Regions from separate parts of the Homo sapiens genome. Here all the other regions are linked to region 3. Evidence: chromatin contacts called from ENCODE Hi-C data. All regions are on one chromosome and are shown on one strand. Each heading gives the region's core, a stretch centred on a gene start or an enhancer-like site at or near the end of the contact. The rest is flanking DNA. Distances are from core to core; before and after follow the strand shown.

What was found. A loop is a pair of places that touch in the nucleus more often than their neighbours do. Pooled maps may share reads with other maps.
Region 1: a loop to region 3 is called in a pooled map, with 16 times the contacts of the local background. The contact joins the promoter of ZFYVE28 here to the promoter of LRPAP1 in region 3. A Hi-C loop is called at or near these places in 2 of 37 single-sample maps with no recorded cell type and 13 of 50 pooled maps.
Region 2: a loop to region 3 is called in a map of CD4-positive, alpha-beta T cell, with 8 times the contacts of the local background. The contact joins the promoter of POLN here to the promoter of LRPAP1 in region 3. A Hi-C loop is called at or near these places in 2 of 168 maps with a recorded cell type or tissue (CD4-positive, alpha-beta T cell and naive thymus-derived CD4-positive, alpha-beta T cell) and 5 of 50 pooled maps.

Annotation. Positions count from the first base shown.
Region 1 is chr4:2,415,954-2,419,980 of GRCh38, reverse strand. It overlaps ZFYVE28 (zinc finger FYVE-type containing 28), which reads left to right and starts at 1,336. Exons shown (of 13, transcript NM_020972.3): 1 at 1,336-1,696. The coding sequence starts at 1,658. CFAP99 (cilia and flagella associated protein 99) reads right to left here and starts at 1,026. Exons shown (of 16, transcript NM_001193282.4): 1 at 888-1,026. RefSeq lists silencers at 812-861, 1,102-1,331, 1,452-1,611 and enhancers at 2,617-3,175, 3,176-3,734.
Region 2 is chr4:2,240,833-2,244,963 of GRCh38, reverse strand. POLN (DNA polymerase nu) reads left to right here and starts at 2,843. Exons shown (of 26, transcript NM_181808.4): 1 at 2,843-2,913; 2 at 3,174-3,444. It overlaps HAUS3 (HAUS augmin like complex subunit 3), which reads left to right and starts at 2,843. Exons shown (of 6, transcript NM_001303143.2): 1 at 2,843-2,913; 2 at 3,174-3,444; 3 at 3,871-4,131. The coding sequence starts at 4,018. It also overlaps the pseudogene COX6B1P5. RefSeq lists a silencer at 2,413-2,772 and enhancers at 3,453-3,552, 3,159-3,660.
Region 3 is chr4:3,530,818-3,534,813 of GRCh38, reverse strand. It overlaps LRPAP1 (LDL receptor related protein associated protein 1), which reads left to right and starts at 2,392. Exons shown (of 8, transcript NM_002337.4): 1 at 2,392-2,605. The coding sequence starts at 2,402. RefSeq lists silencers at 2,153-2,212, 2,653-2,902 and an enhancer at 2,403-2,612.

The DNA.
Region 1 (4,027 bases), core at 87-2,586, 1.1 Mb after region 3:
CAACATCAAGGTCAAGGATGACTTTGATAAAGAGCTTCAGAGGAGTGGTTGGGTGAAAATCTGATGGGAGTAGTTTCCAGAAAGAACAAGTGGGAAGGAATTGGAGATAAGGGGAAACTCCAGAGGGGTTTTGCCCTTCAGAGGGTCGACTGGGTGGTAGGAAGAGGAGAGTAGGGAAAATCAATCAGTTACTCAAAAATAAACATGGACCCTACCCCCAACTAAGAGAAATCTTAGATGCCAGCGCGCCTAGGCTCACATCGCGTCTGTTGGAATAAAGTGGTCATGGAGCCCACGGACCTTTCTGAGCACCTGGCACTGGCCAGTGAGGACAAGCAGGAACAGGTCAGACTTCTCAATTCTGAACCGAGGGGGGCATGACTTCCATCTCCTGTGTCTTACATCTGCACGTTTCACAACAAGCCAGAGACGTGGTGGTGGTGCGGCAGGGAAAAGTGCAGCGCTGTGGGGTCAGGCCGACCCAGATCCGCCGTGATCTGGATGCAACCCCCACAGCCAGGGCACGCCGGCCTCGTTGTGCCTGCTTCTCTGGCTGTCAATGGGAAGTTTAAGTGAGGCCACGTGTGGGTTTTTAGCTCTCTGCTTGACACATAGCAGGTACTCAGATTGAGGTGAGCGTTTTAAGGTACAAATTAGGGCACCACTGGGGGGAGTAGCGAGGGCGGAAGAGTATCTTTTTAGAACGCACCGCTGATAGTGGTGATTTAAAAAAAAAAAAAGAGGCACCGTTCACTTTCATCGGGGAGCTGGGAAGAAGACAGAAGAGGTGTTTGGGAGAAGCAAGATGAGCAGCGAGCGAGAGGGAACCGGCCGGCAGGTCATGAAAATCGGCGGCGCGTCGCCCCGCACCTGTCCCGCCCCCGTACCTGGCGGGCGCTCGGGGCAGCCGAGCCCTCCTGCCGCCGCCACCTGCCACCGCAGCAGTTTCCTGGGCCAGCTGGGGCTAAGGTGTTGGCAGTCGTCGTCCGTCAGCTCCCGGTAGGCAGGACGCCGCGGCTGTTTGGCGTCGTCACCTAGCAACCGGCGGCACGCTCCGCCGCCATCGGGTGGACTACAACTCCCACAATACACAGCGCCGCGGCGCGGCCCGGGACGCCAAGCCCTGGGCGCCACCTCCCCGCCATGCCTTTCGGGACTTGTAGTTTCTTGGATACCCGGGCGCGGCGGGTCGCCCCGCCGGCAGGGAGCGCGCCTCGGGCGGGGTGCGGCGCCCGCGCAGGGATTGGGCCGCCTCCGCCCCGCCCGCCCCGCCCGCAGCGCGCGGTGGGCCCGGGGCTCGCGGCGCCCTAGGCGCATGTGCGGCGCGGGGCGGCCGTGACCAGCGGAGCGCTGGGTGTCAGTGAGCAGCGAGGAGCCGCGCGCCCCCGTGCCCGCGTCTGTCCGTGCGCCCGAGCGCCCACTCCCGGGTCTGAGGTCTGCCCGGCGCGCCGCTTGCAGAGCATACTCAGGGCCGCGCACCTGCCCCGCGCACCTGCCCGCCGCCCGCTCGGCGCTCCGGGCTTCGCTAGCCAGCCTCCCTGCGACAGCGCGGGGGCTCCGGCCGTGCCTCCGCGTCCGCCCCGCGCCTCAGCCGGGCCCGGGCGCAGCGCTGCGGAGGGCGAGGGCCGCCCGGAGTCCGGCCAGGGCCGGCGCGGCGATGATGAACAGGTTCCGAAAGTGGCTCTACAAACCCAAGGTGAGCGGCCCCGCTCGGGCCGGACGCCCCCCGCGTCGCGGCCTCTCCCTTCCCCAGGACCGCCCGTCCGCCCTACAAGACGGACTCCCTTTCCCTGTCCGTGGCCGGCCTCTTCCCCCACCGCCGACATCCTTCCCTCCACTCCAAGACTTGGACAGATCTTCATCGCCCTGTCTCTGAGGCGGATCCGAACCTCCCTCCCGGCTTCCTAAGCCCGGGTCCAGGACTGACCCTCCTGCTCCTCCTCTCGGGCCGGGGCGCACTTTCCCTCCCCCTCTATCCAGGGCCACAACGGGCCCCTCTCCCTCCTCATCCCGGTCCTGGACGGTGCCCTCCTACACTTCGTGGTCCCCAGCCCGCGGGCCCGGAGCAGACCCCCTACTACTTCTCCGTCTCCCCTCCCTGCACCAGGAATGCCCCCTCATTCCCGTCCTGCCCCCACCCCCATTGTCCTGGGCCCGGAATAGATCTCCCTCCGCACTCCAGAACAGACCCTCTCCCCACTTCCCCAGGTTCTGAGAGAACCCACATTTCCCAATCCCTGGGTCCAGGGCAGACCCGTCCTTCCATGTCCAGAGAGGATCCTGATGGCCCTGCCAACGGCCTCCCTTCCCGAACCAGGACTGACCCACACCTCGGCCCAGTTCGCGTCCCCTCCCTTGTCCCTATCCTTGTCCCTTCCCCACCCACGTCCTCTGGAATCCGGGACAGGTCCTCCGCCCGGCCCTTGGGGCGAGCGCGCCCGTGGCCAGCAGCCTCGGCGGGGCGGGAGGTGCGGCTCTCCAGCCGGCGCCCGCGCCTCTCCTAGCGCCGCGGGGTCGGGGTCCGGGCGGCGCGCCCCGTGCCTCAGCGGCTGCGCCAGTCGCACTGCGGGCGCTGCGTCCCCGCCGCCCGCCTGGGGCTCGTGCCCGCTGCAGCCGGAGCAGGGCCGGGCGCGCTCGGCGCGGGATGAAGGCGCGGCGGTGTTCAGGATCCCGGCGCAGGGTCCAGGGCGCATCTGGGCGTCCGAGGGTGGCACCCTGGGGCCGGCGCAGCGGGGAGGCCCGGGCCCTGAGATCTTGGGGGAGGTCACGGCTCGGGTGGGGTCACCGCGGCGACCAAGGGCGGGAGTGGGGCCAGCGCTTCGTCCGGGCAGCTCGGACGTCCGAGGCCACCGCGTTGCCGACCTACCCCTCCTCCCTCCACTGGCCGCCTTTCTCCGTCCAGCGTCCCAGGCCTCCGCCTCCACCGTGGGTGAGCTGTCACGGCAGAGGTTTCCTGAAATCCGTGCCTCGCGTGCGCCCATTCCAGGAAGGCGGGAGGTGGGTTTGGAAGATCGGCACGGAGGTTTGAGGGCTCACTCAGGGCCCCGAAGGGCGCGTGCTTCACGGCCTTTGAGGTCGGGGAATTCTGTTTGTCGTTGCCGGAGTGTTGGGTTGAGGGCTTACGGTACATGGGGCGCCCCTTGCTCGGCCTTGGCTTGATTGGGAGGGGACTCGGGGGGATTCAGGGTTCCTGTGGCGTCACTCCCTGCTCCCAACCTCCCTGTCCCTAGCAGCGACTTCTTAAGGGTTCGTCCCGAGCCTTGCGTTTCCTGGCGCTGGGTGTGGTTTGGGGCCGAGCCGTCTGCGCCCAGCCTCTCCTCCTGCGGCGCCTTCGAGCCCCTCTCGGTCCTGCCTGCTGCCCCCATGTGCCTCTGCCGGGGTAGGGCGGTGGCCTCCGCTCTGGATAGCTGTATGAATGGTGTTTGGTTCCAGTGACTTTTCCTCACCAGTTACTGAAAACCAAGTCTGCTTGTAAAACGGCGTTTTGGGGGCGTGCAGCAGCATTATTTTCTGTGACAAATGGCGGGAGGCAGCTGGAGAAATGTGTCTTAGGTCTTAACTAACATTCTGGTGTCGCTGAAGGCACTTGCTGGGACACTAGGGGATGCCCCTCCGGACGTGGCTGTGGAAGAGGCCGCATTTGGGGGATCACCCTTCTAATCGTGTTGAAAAGGAAGGAAAAATAATTGTAGACTCTGTTTCATGAGTAGCTGAGTAATTTCAGGATGGCCTTGTCTGTTTCCGTTTAGGGAAGACAGGTTAAAGGTAGAACATGGTACTAGACGTTGTCCTGAGAATTAGGAATTGCGTTCCCAACTTTTCCTCTTCAGCAGGCAGCTGCCTTTCCAGGCAGGCGGCGGGCACCAAGAGGGCACAGCCAGTGAATCAGCTGATCCCAGGGATCAGCCCAGAGCTGTGTGCCTCCGGAGAAGGGATGGAACAGGATTGATGTGGATCTCTCCTTTTTCTCGTTGTCTTCTCCTGGCATGCTGTCTGGTAGTAGCTCCAGAGCTCTGGACTTGAGACG
Region 2 (4,131 bases), core at 1,594-4,093, 1.3 Mb after region 3:
CTTGAAAACAGCCCCCATTCTCCATTGCTTGCAGAATAGAGTCCCACAAAATTCATGGAAAACTACATCTAAAAGAAATAATCTTTAGCATCTGACTGTTACTTCTAAAGTTTAAAAACAGTCAGAAAAGATACTGTCCAAAACCTAAAATATTTTTTAATACTAATAGGAGAAAATCGCTTCCACAGGAAGGAGAAAAAGCAAACAGCAAAAACACTTGATCCTCACAGCTCTGTCTTTAGGTCTGTTTAGTCCATTATATTCTCATGGGCTTTTTCAGGGAGGATTAATTCCTGGGTTCCATTTATCTTTTGACCTTACTAAAACTCCAAATAATTTTGACTGCTGAAAAGAAAGCTTACCCTGGAAATACACGTAACATACTTGCTTTCTTAAATTCCCAAGGCAAGCTGAAGAAAACTTTCCACATCTGTATAGTTAAACCTATTGTGTTTGTCATTTGTACTCCAGGGGCTGATACTGTTGTAATTTTTACTTAATGGTTTTATGGCTTTTATGGTCTCATAAACACCTTTCCAACAAATAACTATGGTCAGCAATTCAAAATCAGATGGAGAATTAATTTGTGGCCCAAGAAACCACCCAGGAGTCACTAGGAAAGTGGGTTTCTAGAACGGCCTCCAGGGCTCTGGAGTGCACCCCTCCTGCCCTCCAGGGATCTCTTTCTATAAAGGAGCCCCTTGTCTTTCTGCCGTCTTTAATGCTGTCTCCTCAGAGTTCCTCCTTGCAGTCTATAAATATCCCCGAGTTCCTCTCATTTTCAAACAAAACAAAATAAAAAATCCTCCCCTCAGCCCTGCATTCCCACCCCCTCAGCTTGTGTTGTTTTGCATGCTCGCTCTCTGTCTTTCTCCTCTCTCTCTCTCTCTGTGTCTCTGTCTGTCTCTGTCTCTCTGTCTGTCTCTGTCTCTATCTGTCTCTCTGTGTCTCTGTCTCTCTGTCTCTGTCTCTGTGTCTCTGTCTCTCTGTCTCTGTCTCTCTGTGTCTCTCTGTCTCTGTCTCTGTCTCTCTGTCTCTGTCTCTCTGTTTCTGTCTCTCTCTGTCTCTCTGTATCTCTCTCTCTGTGTCACACTCCTCCCACCCAGTCTTTGCCTCATCAGCAACATTTCTGGAAGGCATTGCCTGCACAGCTCCCACTTCCTCCTGTCCAAACTGGCTCAACTCTGCCCCCTGATGCACACCCCCAACCTCCAACCCTGGGCTGCAAGGGTCCTCCCACCAGGCCTCCCCGTTCCAGCATCCCTGGTTTCCTTGCCTGCAGATTGGGCACCACTCTTTGAATTTTTTCCCATCATGTTTGTTTTTCAGATCATTTTAGGCCTTATTGACTTTTAAAAGAGGAGGAAAAAAACGTGAAACAAGTGAAGAATGAATAGGAAATATCTTTGACTCGATCAGATTACAATATTTGCCTTAGAACATTCTTATTTCTCTCCTTAAAAATATTAAGAAAAACTATCCAAACGACTTCTACCTAGTCACCCTGGACTAGGACATTGTCTAACAAGCCACCTTTAGGGTCATTTGACGCTGAAGGGAGGGAGTACTATTATATTTACCCATGACCAAAGCCCCTGCTAACCTGTGGAAGACTGAGGAGTGGCAAAGGATTTTTGTTTGGTAGAGATGCAAACGAATTCTGTCCAATAGAGAGGTCTGGTTTCACTGGGCTGTAGGGCATCAGCCAGATTCACATGAAATTTAGCAATCCCGTTTCAGTCATCTTTCACTGACTGCCATCCTCTTTGGAAATGGTGTACCATCCTCCTTGAGTTAAATATATCGATGTATTTAACTCAGGCCATTCCGTTTATTTCTAACATTTTGAAAAGGGAATTGTGGAGGAAGTCAGCTTTTTTTTTTTTTTTTTTTTTGAGACGGAGTCTTGCTCTGTCGCCCAGGCTAGAGTGCAGTGGCGTGATCTCGGCTCACTGCAACCTCCACCTCCTGGGTTCAAACGATTCTCCTGCCTCAGCCTCCCGAGTCGCTGGGATTACAGGCGCCCACCACCGCGCCCGGCTAATTTTTGTATTTTTTAGTAGAGATGGGGTTTCACCATCTTGGCCAGGCTGGTCTCGAACTCCTGACCTCATGATCCCCCCCCCCCCCCCCCCCGGCCTCCCAAAGTGCTGGGATTACAGGCATGAGCCACCGCGCCCGGCCAGAAGTCAGCTTTTACATAGTGTTCTGGTGAGGGATTAGAAATTAAGTGTTTTTGCAAAATAAAGTTCATTGTAAAAGACTCTAAGCGAACAATCCCTAACCCTTAAAATGTACCAGGCATTGGTCGGGCTGCTGTGAATGTTCCGGGAACTCGTCTCTCTCGGGGGCGAGCGCTATCACCGCCGGGCTCCAGCCTGTCTCCCAACCACCAACCTGCGCTGCTCTTTGTACCATTCAAAAGTGCCTTCAGAGGGTCTAGATTGAAGTACGGGGCAGGGCAGGCCTGAAGCACAACTGACGGCTCCGTTGAGAGCAGGCCCGCAGCTTCAGCTCCCCAGAGGGCGCCCCACCGCACCCCTCTGCACCCCTCTGCACCCCATTCATTGCCCAGGCTCCGCCCCCTGCCCAGGCCCCGCCCCTGTCCAGGCCCTGTCCCCGCCCTTCCCGGCCCAGACCCCGCCTCTCTCTGCCCTGCGCCCCGCCCAGGAGGCAGGATGCCCGCAGCGGCCGGGGGCCGAGCGCCGCCTGCTCAGCTCCACCCCATAGTCCAGCCTCGCCGACTCCGCCTCTTTTGACACTACGCCTGCGCAAACAGTCATCCCCCACGACCACGCCGTCGCCTTGTGCGCTTGCGCGCGTCCAGGCGCTCCCGTGAGGCAGTGCGAGGCGCGCGGGGCACGGAGGGCGGTGGCGGCGGGCTCCTGCGAGAAGCAAGCGGAACTTCCTGAGGTGACTGACGCGGGCCTCGGTTCTGGGCGCAGGGGTGTGGGGCTGGAGGAGTGGCCGCGATCCCCGTCTGCACCCAGGTGCCTCTTTTTTTTCCTGCGCTCCTGGGGGCTCCTTCCAGGTGCTCCAGCAGCTGCCCGGGGATCAGGGCCCGGTCCGCTGGGCGAGGAGCTGGGGCGGGGGCTGTGCGGGGCCTGTCACCCCCGTCTTCTGCAGCTCGGTGTCGACGGCGATTCGGTGGGCTTGTGCGTTTGTTTTGTCAGCGTGCTTAGGTGTCACAGCTGGGTGACCCTCCGAAGGAAGGTTTTGCCGCTGGCGCGTCTGGTGTATCGCGGCCTTGGGGCCGCGGATCCCTGGGGCTTGCCGCTGCCTCTGGGGTTCGCGCGGCCCTGGCGTCGGGGCTGCCTCAGCGCTGGCTGAAGGCCGGCCCGAAGCACCCTTAATTGTGGCCGCGCGCTTCCCTGCTGCTCCTGCTGTTCTCCGCGTCGCGGTGGTGGACTCTGGAGGTGGAGCCTTGCCCGGCGAGACGTTGAGGTAAATATTTAGTTGATCTTCAGAAGATGTGCCATGCTTATTTGCGTCTTCTTACGTACGGAGGGCAGGGAAGAGAGGCTGCCTAGCCTCCTGGTGGCTTGGGTTTGTTTGGATCCATTTATTTTGAATTAAAAACAAATGCTGCTCTATAAAGTGTAATGCATTTTAAACCATTTTATCTTTGGAAAAAAAGATAAAATGGATCCAAATAGATCCACTTTCTTGTTAATTACTTTTCGTTACTGTTGCGGTTTTCTGAGAACTAGCCTAATTGTTTCTGTTTCTCTTTATCATCATCAAACATTGCAGCTACGACTACCTGTCATTTATCCCGCTCTCGGATATCATGTGATATTTGTCTGTGTCTTCTTTTTAAAAACACTGTCGTCATATTTGTGGTCTAATACTTGTTTTCTTCCCCCCTAGGAGGAATCATTATAGATTCTAAAAATATATTTTCCCTTCTCTGTGGACTTGGTATAAAACGTAGCTTTTTTTCTGCTTGGATTTATTTTCTAAAAATCAACACCGTAAACCCATATCAGATACAACAAAATTGGGGTAGTTAAAACCATGAGTTGTGGAAATGAGTTTGTGGAAACATTAAAAAAAATTGGTTATCCCAAAGCTGATAATCTTAATGGAGAAGACTTTGACTGGTTGTTTGAGGGCGTTGAAGATGAATCG
Region 3 (3,996 bases), core at 1,143-3,642:
AGCCCTAGAGGAGGAGCCCAAGAGGAGAGCATGCCGTCACCTGGAGTCTCTGGTATGTGCCTGGCACCTGTACTGATTGCATTAACCACTGTGATTTTTTAGAAGATGTACTAGTTTGAAATGTATAATACATACGGAGAAGTGTATGAAATATGTACAATTTAAAGATAAGGAAAAATGCATGCCTGTGTGCCCACCACCTAGTGAAGAACTACAACCTGGACACCACTTTGGAAGCCTGTCTGTGTTCACCCGTCGCATTCTCCCTCCTCCCCCAGCCCAGGTATCCTCCATCCTTTAGCCATCCCCTGACTTTCTTTAGTTTCATTGCCTGTGTATGCAGCCACGAATAAAATATTGCTTAGTTATCTGGGAAACCGGGCTGTATAGGAAAAGGGCTCTTAGAACCCCACACCACTGTCAGATGCAGGATCCCAGAAGACTCTGCTCCCAGTCCAGCTTCCAATTCCTGTGGGTTTATAACGGGCCTTTCTAGAGACACTGGGGGCAGGATTCACAGAGCTGGAACATTTGCAGTTAGGACCACATTCCAGATGACCAACAGGGACATGCTTGGGGGGGATAGGCCAATTTGGACTATCCCCTTCTAAGCCCACCAAGACCTACCTGTAGCTCTCAGGAGTGGGGTCAGGGCAAAACATGTATGTGGGGTAAAACAGGTGACCTCTGATTCTAGGCACCAGGAGATGGAGAGAAGAGCAGGAACGAGGGAACACAAGGGGAAGGCAGGCACAGGTGAGAATCTAGGCCAGGCTCACCTGGCCATTCTGTCCTGAGGCTTAAAAACATGCAATGATGGCAATGACAGCATTTGATCTGTCTCTGGAGTCACTTCGCATGAGGTCATTCTCCCTCCACCACCCTCCTGGGGGATTCCTTTACCTCCTCTCCCCCATACATCCCATATTGGGAACTTGTGCTTCCAGCTAAGATGCAGTAACAGACTGAATTTACCCTCTTGCCTGAAACAACTCAACAGCTGGAAAAAAAGAAATGAAACGATGGCTCTGAAAATACTAGAAAAGCAGCACAGGACAGAAGCAGATCACCTTGATTCCAGGGACCTGAAATCTTCTCTGGAACAACACAAGATACAATTTAAATGTAAATTAGGGTAGGCCCAGTGGCCCACGCCTGTAATCCCAGCACTTTGGGGGACCAAGACGGGAGGGTTGCTTGAGCCCAGGAGTTGGAGAACAGCCTGGACAACATAGGGAGACCTAATTTCTACCAAAAAATTTCAAAAATTAGCTGGGCGTGGTGACACGCACCTATAGTTCCAGCTACTTGGGAGGCTGAGGCAGGAGGATCGCTTTAGCCCAGGAGGTCGAGGCTGCAGTGAGCCATGATCATGCCACTGCACTCCAGCCTCGATGACAGAGACCCTATCCCCCCACGCAAAAAAAGGAAATGAATTAACATTAATTCCTCTCAAGATGCCCAGGCTCTATTCACCCCCTTTGTCATTGTCCCTCCAGTTGGAAATTCCTCCCTCCCCCCGCAAAATCCCGCCCACCCTTGGAGGCCTTTTCAGATCATTCTTGCCAGATGAGCTCCCCTTGTCCCTTCTCTGAGCCCAAAGGGGCCCAGCTGCTGTCTGTCTCCCTCCTTCCCCTTGTTTCCCGCGCTACCTCCAGGGCACTTCCCAACTCACTGGCCAAGCCCCCAACGAGCGGTCTATGCTAACTTTGGCTCTGTGAATTTCCTAGAGTGTCATGGGTTGGGGAAAAGCGCGCGAAGTCCTGCCTTGCAGCAGGCGCGAGAGCAGGCGCTTGGGACGCGGGTTGGGGCAGGGGCCCCGGGACGTAGGGGGACGTCTGCGCGGCCCTGCGTCCCCGGGACAACCTGGCCTGGGCTTACCCACGGCCAGGCGCTCCGCGGAGGGCAGAAGCGGGCTGGGCCAGGCTCCTCAGCGCCAGGCCCGGGCCGCAGTGCCAACCCCGCAACGGCACTGGACATGCAAGAGTCGGCGTCAGTGCGCGTGAAGCCGGAGCATTATCAGGCTCAGCCAAACGCGGCCCGGTTCTTGGGCTTTCCGCTCTTTCTGTGGGGCAGAGAGGGAAAGAGGCCTCGAGTCGTGCGGGCTCCAGGCTCCGGGCTCTGGGTGAGGCCTGATCCCTGCTCCCACCCGGCCACCCTCATTCTCCAGTTGTATCCCCTGCCAGAGTCTGCAGCCTCGGGCCGCGGCGTGGTTGCCTGGGAAACGCTTGCGCCTGCGCAGGGCTTCCTAGGCGCTGGAGTCCGCCGGCGGCCTCGCCGCTGCCGGCCGCTCACGGAGGAACTACAATTCCCAGGAGACCGCGCGGTGGGTGGGGGCGGGGTAGTGGGCGGGGCATCGGCAGGCTAGGTTTTCTCCGCGCAGCGCCAGTCGCAGAGGAAGATGGCGCCGCGGAGGGTCAGGTCGTTTCTGCGCGGGCTCCCGGCGCTGCTACTGCTGCTGCTCTTCCTCGGGCCCTGGCCCGCTGCGAGCCACGGCGGCAAGTACTCGCGGGAGAAGAACCAGCCCAAGCCGTCCCCGAAACGCGAGTCCGGAGAGGAGTTCCGCATGGAGAAGTTGAACCAGCTGTGGGAGAAGGCCCAGCGAGTGAGCGCGGCCCGCGGTCGGTGGAGCGGGGCCTGGGGGCGGGGGCCGTGGTTGGGGTCGTTGGAGCGGGGCCCAGGGGTCGGAGGCGGAGGGGGGCGCAGCCGGGGCACCTGTGCCCTACGCGCCCTGTCCTTGGCACAGCCTCCCCCAAGTGTCAGGTGGGGCGCCCCGACCCCTTCTGCAGCAGGAAAGGTACCCGTGCCGGCGACGACGCCGTGTGAAGCAGGTGGCGGCCGGCACCCCGAGGGTCAGTGTCGCCCTCCCCAGCCTGGGCGGCCTGCTGACCCGAGCGTAGGGACAGAACCAGGCTAGATCACAGGTCTCCTGCCTCCCGAGCCTTTGCCTGTTCCCTCAACCTTATCTCCCTATGTGGGGAAACAAGAAAAACAAAATGTTGGGTAGAAAGACGTGTCCAGGGACAGAAGGAATCCCAGTAGCAAGCCCGTGCTTGTTCATTTGAGCGAGAAATGAGGAGGTGAGGAGATGGGATCGGTTTAGAGCACATAAAACGCGACCTTGGGAATGCTGAAAGTCAGTCTTAACAGGGCGCTCACCTGACCTCTCCTTCATTTGAGAGATGAGGGTACGGAGGCCCCGAGGGGAAAGGGCACCCCCAAGGTGGCTCGGCCGGTGGGGCCCCCCGGGACAACAGCTTCCTAATTGGTGCGTGACCCTGGGCCAGCTGCTCTCTTCATTAAGATACGGTTGCTTCATTTGTTAGGTGTTCCTGAAAACACCTGAAATGGGTGTTTTCGAACTATGCCGACCATCTGGGCCTCATTATCTCATCTCAAATGCAGGAGTCAGATTAGATCTCTGTCTCAATAGTCCAGTTTTAAGCATTCCTGAGTCTTTGAGAGGGAAAGTAAGTGATTTGCAGAATAAGAAGGAACTTTTGGAACGAAAAGGGAGAGGAGAAACAGGTGGGGGACAGACAGACGACAGACGGTTATAAGACTGCGTGGGGATGGGGATTGACGCCTGGGCATCAGCTCCACAGGCCCTTCCTGAACTGCTCCTGGGACCAGCAGTCAAGCCCCAGGCGTAATGTTCAGCCTGCGGAGGTGGGAGGTGGGAGAACGCTCTGGGCTGGAGCGGCAGGGCGGCTTCTTGGAGGAAGGGATTCTGGAGGGGCTGGGGACACGGCTGGGTTTGGATGTGTTGATGGCCTCCCAGCAGCAGGGAACAGGTGTGACCAGGAGCAGCCGGGATGCAGTGCTGCCTCCCCGTGCCCACTGCACTGGGCATCTGTTGAGTGGGTGGAGTCCCCCCTCCCCATGAGGAATGGGGAGCCCGAAATAGACTCCCTGACCGATTGGAGGTGGCGCTGAGGAAGTGCACTCGGACCCAGGAACCCCAGCGGCTCCCTTTTGGGTGCTGGCCCAAGTCTT